Linked DNA regions of Homo sapiens: region 1 is linked to region 2. Evidence: chromatin contacts called from ENCODE Hi-C or POLR2A ChIA-PET data. All regions are on one chromosome and are shown on one strand. The core of a region is the stretch at or near the end of the contact, and the rest is flanking DNA. Distances in the headings are between cores, read along the strand shown. Region 1 holds the start of PCIF1 (phosphorylated CTD interacting factor 1). Region 2 holds the start of ZMYND8 (zinc finger MYND-type containing 8).

Region 1 (3,886 bases), core at 1-2,500, 1.4 Mb after region 2:
ATACGCACAAGCGGCACAGCTTAGTGTGAGGCTAAATGGGGACACTGCAGTATTTCCAAAGCCAGCTGTGCATCAGAATCATCTTGGAGTTTGTAAAAAAAAAAAAAAAATCAGACTCCTGTGCCTCACTGCGCATCTCAGAAGCCAGAAATAAATACGGAGGTGAGGCACACAAGAATTTGTATTTTTAAAACGCACCGTAAGAGTGACTGGGAGACAGGATGACTCATTTTTTCACACTATTTGAAAAAATGTACCCATTTTTTGCAATTAAAACCATTTTTAATTTCCTATGTGACTTGAGCGCAGCAGGTCTGTGGCCGAAGTACCAGCCCCTGGGTTGGACAGACCCGGATTCCGGGCCCTTCTGCTTTCCGGCTTATAAACCGGAATCACTCGACCGTTATATGTAGAGTCCAGCATTGTACGCTCCCAGTAAGACATAACTGCTCTTAAGTTAACGTCTTTATTTATCCTGTGGCTTCCCGACCCCCACGCATACCGCAGTTTGAGAATTACCGCTGCTCAAGGATAAACAACTCTATCTGCGCAACCAGAAAAACCCACCAGAAGCCAGAGTCCGAGTCCGGGATTGGAGGCACGTGGGGCGGGACCATCTCCGCAATGTACCAATCAGAATTCTCCGGCCCAGTAGGGAGGAGTCAAAGGGCGAACAAAGTACGCAGGCGCGACGGCGCACGAAGGCGAGAGGCGAGCTCCAGCGCGCGCGCGCGCGCGCACCTTCCCCTCCCCCTACCCCAGCGAGGGTGGGCTGTTTGGCGCGCGCGCGCGCGCCGGCCCATCTCTCGGGCTCCGCCCCCCGCCCCGCCGCGCGCTCCCGCCCCCGGGCTGAGGCGACTCAGAGTCGGAGCCCGACACAAAGGCGGTGGCGGCGGCAGCAGCGGAGGGGCCCTAGAGCCCGCTCCGCTGGGGCTCTCCGGGCCCACCTCCCTCACTTCGGCCACCGGCGCGGCCGCCCACCCGCGGGTCTAAGATGGCGGCGGCAACAGAGACAGGGCAAGCGGCAGTCCCGAGCAGAAAGCGCCGGAGGGGCCGCCGCCCCCCAGCTTCGGATCCCCAGACCCTGGCGCGGCTCGCTGCGGGACCATGGCTTCCTGGGACTCTTACCTGCCCGGAGCGGACTGGAGGGGACGCGGCTACACGTTCTGCTCGACCGCCCGTTTTGCCGCCTCCGCCTCGCCCTCCCCAGCGCCGCTGCCGCCATCTTGTGTCCCGGGCCGGGACTCCGCGCTGCGCATGCGCTGGTACCGCCTCTGAGGGACCTCGCCGCGGCCGCGCCGCCATCTTGAGTGTGGCAGGGTCGGCTGGCTCCTCGCACCCAGCTTGCTTTCGGCCCCCTCCCCTTCTTCCCATCCGTCCCTGCTGTTCCTTGTGGCGCTGAGGAAGGGGAGACAGCTTTGTAGGCCTGCGGGTGGACTGAGGAAGGAATGAATTCACTGGCACGTCCCCGCCTCAGTTTCCCCCTCGAGCACACACGCAGGAGCCGGATGTTCGCGGTGGGCGGTGCGCGGCGGGGTTGGACTGAGCGTGCGCACTGGGGGGCGTGGGGGCTGTCTTAGAACCTGCGGGGGTCTCGGGTTCTGCCGCCGGCCCAGGGGAGGCATCGTGGTGACGTAGGCTCCGGACGTAGCAAGGACCTGGGTCCTGGCACCCGCGCGGCTCTGCCTCTTCCAGCCAGTCTCTTTCCCTCTCTGGGCCTTTGTGCTGCGTGGTGTCCAAATGTTAAGAAGCCCTGCCCCATGCCCGGGCTACATATACATCGAACCCAAGCTGTAAATGCTCTTGAGTAGAAGCAACTTAAACTAGCCTTCGGGGGCAAGTAATAGAGATGGCTTTCGGCAGAGTTGGGAAATCAACTAAATGCATTGTAGGGCCTTTCCAACATTGACATCTGTGGCCATTAGTTGCAGTTCAAAGCCTCACTGAGCCCTCAAACCAGCTACAGCGGGTAGCCTGGCAGGGAACTGGCAGCTGTGAGGTGCTCCTCATCCGGCTCCCTGCAGGATTCTTTTTGGTAGGAGCCTGCAGGCGTCCGAGTGGTAGCTCCACCCATCTCCGGTCTCCCCAGCAAGCATCCCTTCCAGTGCTAGCTTGAGAAGAGGAAAAGCTTGCCACCTGCTGTCAGACCGGCGCTTGTGTGGAGCCAGGGGCTGTAGGTACCCCGGCTGAGTAGCCTCTCAGATGTCCATGGTCCTGGCTGCACGCCAGCGTGGGGGCAGGCAGGCGGACGCTCAAGAAAAACGGAGGCACCGATATGAGTAGTAATTGAGAACGAGGGTTCATGATCCTCATCTGATTTCAATCCCTGCTCCTCCACCCAAAATGTGTGGCCTTGAAGGAGTTAACCAATTTAAATTTTAGTTTCCTCAGTGGAAGATAATAAATCCGCCTACCTCATAAAGGTTTGGTGAGAATTAACTCAGGTGATGCATGTGAAGTCCTCAGCGCAATACCTGGCGCTTCCTAAGTGCTGAATCGGTTAGCCGTGATCATCTCACAGTGGCATGAGCATTGCTCCAAGTAGATTTGAGCCCTCCAGAAATAAGCCAGCTCTATATAGGCACAGCAGTTCTGCCCTCGCAGAGCTTCTCGTTCAGATAAGAGGCCTGATGGGAAACCAGACTCCTGGGTCCTGTCTCAGTTCTGGAAGGGTGGGGGGCCAGCTTTGATTTATGCCTGCTGCCCTGGCATAATTACTAATATTGCCTCCTTTTTCAGAAGTGCCCTGCTTTGGGCCGGGCGTGGTGGCTCACCCCGGTAATCCCAGCACTTTGGGAGGCCGACGCAGGTGGACCACCTGAGGTCAGGAATTCAAGACCAGCCTGGCCAACACGGCGAAACCCCGTCTCTACTAAAATTACAAACATGAGCCAGGCCTGGTGGCGCGCGCCTGTAATCCCAGCTACTCGGGAGGCTGAGGCAGGAGAATCACATGATCCCGGGAGGCAGAGGTTGCAGTGAGTCGAGATCGCGCCACTGCACTCCAGCCTGGGCGACAGAGTGAGACTCCTGTCTCAAAAAAAAGTACTGCTTTGGGCAGTAAACTACGTGGTCGCTCTTGACCTACGGGATAACCAGTTTTCCATGCTCATGCCCCCCAGCTAGCCCGCGCTTTCACTAAAGTTTAAAAACCATGTAGTGATTATTACCCTTTTTTTTTTTTGAGACGAAATCTCGCACTGTCGCCCGGGCTGGATTGCAGTGGCGCGATCTCGGCTCACTACAACCTCTGCCTCCCGGGTTCAAGCAATTCTCCTGCCTCAGCCTCCCAAGTAGCTGGGATTATAGGCACCCGCCACCACTCCCACCTAATTTTATTTGTATTTTTAGTAGAGACGGTGTTTCACGATGTTGGCCAGGCTGGTCTCAAACTCCTGACCTCATGATCCGCCCGCCTCGGCCCCCCAAAGTGCTGGGATTACAGGCGTGAGCCACCGCGCCCGGCCTTTTATCTATTCTTTTATGTTTTCAAAGTATTTTCTCATTCATTGTTCAGATTCTCTTAATTGATAACCAAGATACCAAACATCCCAAGTGCCTAGTCTTCTGTTTTATCATGGAATTCTGTGAATTATTACCTAAATCTGCACATGAGCAAACAGGTTGGAGCGAGGGGCAGGGGCGAAGTCATTGTCCAGGTTCACACAGCCATCAACAAGTAACAAAACTGGGATTTTAAGCCCGGAGTTCTCAACACCAAAATGCAGGGCTGGTTCCATTAAACCACTCTGGCCTCCCTGTTTTGTGAAGAAGGGATCTAGATTCAGGCGATGTGACTGGTCTGAGTGGACACAGTGGCCCTGGATAGTTCAATCTTTTTTTTTTTTTTTTTTTTTGAGACGGAGTTTCGCTCTTGTTGCCCAGG
Region 2 (4,252 bases), core at 1,511-4,010:
CTGCCCCAGGCTTTCTTTTCAATCTGTGTTCCTCCCAGGATTCCATCTGCCACCATACTTTTGTGTCTGTCCCCAGCCGAATTGCTGTTTTCCAGATAACCTCAGACCTACCCGAATGCCAACAGCATTCCTCAAACAGAGCAGAGCTGCCAGAATAAGCCAGCAGCTTCCTGCTCTTTGCCCCAGAAAACATTTCAAGTGATCAAGTGATCAGAGAGAGGGAGGGAGGCGGGGAGGATGCTGTAGCTGCTTATGCAACAAGCTTTAATCCCAGGTTAAAATCCACCACGCACACCAGCGGCATATTTTATTTCCTCATTGGTTCGTGGACTTAGCTGCATGGGAGATCTGCCACCAACCCCACAGTCCTGTTTGTTCCCCTCAAAGCAGCACCCGCAGAAACAAACAGCATTCCATATGGGATGGCGGTGGAGGGCCGCTGCCCACACAGCTAGGAGGGTGAGCACGCACTGCTTCACTGTGGCCTCCACCTCTCGCCTCCTCCCATTTAGTCTCCCCATGCAGCTTTCTACCTCCAGGAAGAGCAGGCCCCTCCCTTTTGGTGAGGCCCAGGCCTGCTGTCCTGAGCCCTGGAGCTTTGTCAGGTTGGGTGGCCATGGAGCTGTCCCTCCCTGCAGCTTGGCCTCAGCAGCCTAAAACAGTAACAACAGCAACATCCTGTCCGTTTTTATAAAGCCTGGGTCCTGCCCTGCCGTACAGTGAGTTTCGATTCCCAGCTCGTTCCTGAGCCTGTTTGATATGAGATTCCCGGCCAGGAAGAATTTATGTACAAGCAGTGGGCATCTGTTGTCCATGTGGGGGTTGGGGGGGGGCAGGGAAAGCAAGCCATCAGCTCTTCGTTTTCTTTGTGGGAACCGTGTGGGACAAGAAAGCCCACAAGTCCTAATTTTAGGAGGAGAGGGGAGACTTTATTGCTCCGGAGTTATGCCTCCTGGCATATGGCTGCGTTAACTCTGGACGCTTTCTCCAGCCTCTAAAGAATGGTGTTTATTTAGCTTCTGTGGTTCCAGGTTGCTGTTTTAAAAAATCCTGTTAATTAAGCACCTTGTCATTTAAAATGCCGAAGAAGGAAAGAGAGCGAGAAAGCTGGGGACATTTTACGGTCCTTTTCTATCTCTGGGTACAGACCAACTGCGAAGGCAGCTTTAGGGAGGAGACCAGCAAAGACCTCCTAACGCAATTGAAGTGGGTAGAATTGTAAGCAGCTCTGAACAACCAGTTAATATTTTACTGGGGAGCGGTGCCAGAGATGGGGGGGTGGGGGGGCTGCCAAATGGAGGGCTGTGTGTGAAATCGCTGCTCCATCTGCCTTGGGGGACGAAAAGAAGCCGTTCTCTGTGCAAATAAATGGAAGCAAGAATCCTTAGGAAGCCCAGGGGATTTGTCTGCCCACCGAGGAGGGCCCAACTCCCCCAGGCACACACATACAGGGATGATTGTGGCAGGAAGGGCTGACCTACGGGGGTAGGCCTGACGCATAATGGGGGCTCTTGTTTCCGGGCTGAGCGTGCCATCTTTCTGTCTCCCTCTGGATTGAAATGGCTTCTCAGCCCGAGAGGCACTGCCTGTGCCCTGGATTCACAAGGTACACGCCTCCCTGGGAAGCAAAGGCTGAGAGACAGCGGCTCTCTCTCTCTCTTTCTGCATCTGCCGGGAGAGCTGCAGCTGGTATTTTTCCACAGGCCTTCGCTGCGATCTCAAGGCCTAGTTTTTCCCAGCCAGGCCCCGAGTCCGAGAGAGGGTTAACAGGCAGGAAGCCGAAGGCATCGCAGGCTAATACGGAAGTCAGATTTGTGTTTAACTGACAGGTTTAGCAGGTCTCGGCCGCGGGGGAGGGGCCGGGAGGGAAGGGAAGTTTGTAGATCCAGGCATGTGGCCTGCGAGGAGGGCTTTGGGTTTTTCTTAGGGTAAGGACCGAGAGGGGTCCCCCTTGGCATCGTGGCAGGGCGACAGGAACCCACGTTGATTTTGCCTGCAGGACTGGCTAAGCAGGGCGCGAGAGGCCCACGGCTCCCTGGCCTGCCTTGCAAGGAGGCATGGGGACAATGACTATGCAAACTTGACCACTCTGCTCCCCTCCTCCCCTCAGCAGCTACTCCTCGCTCCTCTGAGAAGCCAGGGCTGCTCTCTGCTGATTTTTCGGGGCTCCCCCGGGCTGCCTGCTTCCCCCAGCTTCTCAGAGGCCTGCCTCAAGCCCCTTTTTCTGGCCCCTTGGCTGTTTCCCCGGGACTCCCCACTCCCCAGCTTCCCCTTCCCCTTGGAGAGCCACCCTGCTGGACTGTTCTAGAAAAAGGCTGGCCTTCCTCCCTGGACAAGGGCCGTTTCTCTGGGGGCAGGTGAGGGTGAGCCGTTCCAGCCCACTCCAAGAAACTCCCTTCCCAGGGACCTCCGGGCCTCAGGCTTTCCTGGAGCAGGTCAGGCTGGCTGCCCTGGCTGGCCCGTGCCGGGAAATCTAGCCAGGGTGCAGGAGAAGTGCGTGTGGGGGCCCCTTTCCCAAGTTTTTCTTGCTGCAAAAGGCCTAGCTTAGCCTGTCTTTTTCTATGCACAGGATGGCTCTTGCTCACCCGAGCCTCACAAAGATAATCGCTCAGGAAGTGTTTCAGCCAATCCGGGGCGGCTTTACACTCCGATTTGCCGGGGCAGCCAATCGGGGATGAGCTTTTATTAGGCGGCCAGATCATCAGCCGAAGTGCCAAACCCTTTTTCTGTGAGAACTAGGAGCCTGTCCTCCATGTTTTATAAGTATTGACATTACACAGTGTTAACAATGCATCCACAGAGGTAAGCTCGACTTTTTAACCATCTTTTTTCCCCCTCCCTCTGAGACATCCGAATTGTGGGCGAGCAGTGTGATTTCTCTGTGGCTGGCCGTGCCACACTCACCCCCAGAGCACTTATGTTAACTTGGAACTGTTTAGAGAGAATTTTTTTGCTTTCTTGGGTCACATGGCTCAGTAGCCATTAGCCATAGCTTGATTTTGCAAACTGGCAAGGGCCTGGCACACCTTTCCTTCCACCAGGGCATGGTGTTTCTGGAAGAGTTTGAAGCTAGATCCTGGTATGCCAAAAAAGAAGCTTTTTTTTTTCCTTCTTTTTTTTTTTTTCTTTCCCTCTTCCCTCTCTCTTCCCCTCTCTCTCTCTCTGAGCAGTTCCCCCCCTCCCACCCCTGCACTATTGTCTTCTCTTTTGCCACATGCCCTGCTGGGGGAAGAAAATGGAAGGTAAGCAAACAGGCTCCTCTCCAAGGAGAGCTCATGGCAGACAGCAGAGCAGGCAAGTTTGCCTCTCCAAAGAGGTTCTGGGAAGGCTGGATAAGTTTTGACAAGAGAGGAGCGTGTTTGCAAAAGAATTGTGCCCTCAGCAGAGCAGTGCTAAGGAGAGTCTAGCTCCTGGGGCCTAGGTGGGTGGTGGTGTCTGTACACGGTCTTCTCTTATTCTACAGAGCTTCTGCACTTGAAACTACATTGTTCAGCCTGTTTTCCTGACTTAGGTTGCTACAGAGTGTTCTGCAAGCCAGCCTACAGCCAGCAAATGTTTCTGAAAGTGTTTTCTAGGCTTTGGAGGAAGTTTTTTGGAGTAGGGATGGGGACTGGGGGGTGGGGGGAGAGATCTTGGACAACATCCTGCAAAAAAAAAAAAAAAAAAAAATCTGCAAGGATTCTGAATCCCTTAGCTTTCTACTCTTGCATGATTTTCAAGGAACTAATGTTACCTTTTATCCTTGTTTTCATTTTCCTGTCCCTTTTATACATTGTATCCTCCTCTCTTCTCCTGTGTCATGGAGTGTAGAGGAAATAAAATCATGTCTGTGGCTCATGACAGCATTCCATATTCAGTTGTTGGGTTGTGTTGTTGTTGTTGTGTGTGTTTTTAATAATACCATGTAACTGTTTAAAAAAATTTCCTTTTTGATCAAGTCCCAAATCTGCCAGCCTGTTCTCTCTTCCTAACTGTGGAAAAATGAGACGGTTGCTTGAACATTTGTTGGGTAAGTAAAGCAATCCATTTCCTCTGTGACCATGTTTGAAGAGTTTTGCGAACATTTGGGGTCTGTTTGTAATAGTGGGTCTTGGCTACAGGAGTTGGGGGCTTCATTAGCAGGAACAAAATAAGGGCTTTTTAAAGAGTGTCTTGATTTTAGGTGACTGTTTGAATCCACTGTTTTTCCTGATAACCTGCAGCTAGGATTGAAGATTATACTTCCTGTTTACCCTGAGTCAGGGGAGAAATG

The links. Hi-C counts contacts between places; a loop is a spot of excess contacts on that map. ChIA-PET counts read pairs that join two places held with the same protein, here RNA polymerase II (POLR2A). Pooled maps may share reads with other maps.
Region 1: a pooled map shows a loop between it and region 2 (7-fold over the local background). The contact joins the promoter of PCIF1 here to the promoter of ZMYND8 in region 2. A Hi-C loop is called at or near these places in 1 of 50 pooled maps. POLR2A ChIA-PET finds 5 or more read pairs at or near these places in 2 of 52 experiments (PC-9 and RWPE1).

The regions. Positions count from the first base shown.
Region 1 is chr20:45,932,047-45,935,932 of GRCh38, reverse strand. It overlaps PCIF1 (phosphorylated CTD interacting factor 1), which reads right to left and starts at 1,250. Exons shown (of 17, transcript NM_022104.4): 1 at 1,129-1,250. LOC107985388 (pre-mRNA-splicing factor cwc22-like) reads left to right here and starts at 862. Exons shown (of 1, transcript NR_171669.1): 1 at 862-2,439. RefSeq lists a silencer at 720-929 and enhancers at 558-1,248, 1,249-1,940, 2,200-2,349, 2,632-3,324.
Region 2 is chr20:47,355,207-47,359,458 of GRCh38, reverse strand. ZMYND8 (zinc finger MYND-type containing 8) reads left to right here and starts at 2,760. Exons shown (of 23, transcript NM_001281775.3): 1 at 2,760-2,802. The coding sequence starts at 2,789. RefSeq lists enhancers at 1,115-1,720, 1,400-1,749, 2,500-2,794, 2,329-2,936, 2,780-2,949 and 5 more and a cis regulatory region at 440-653.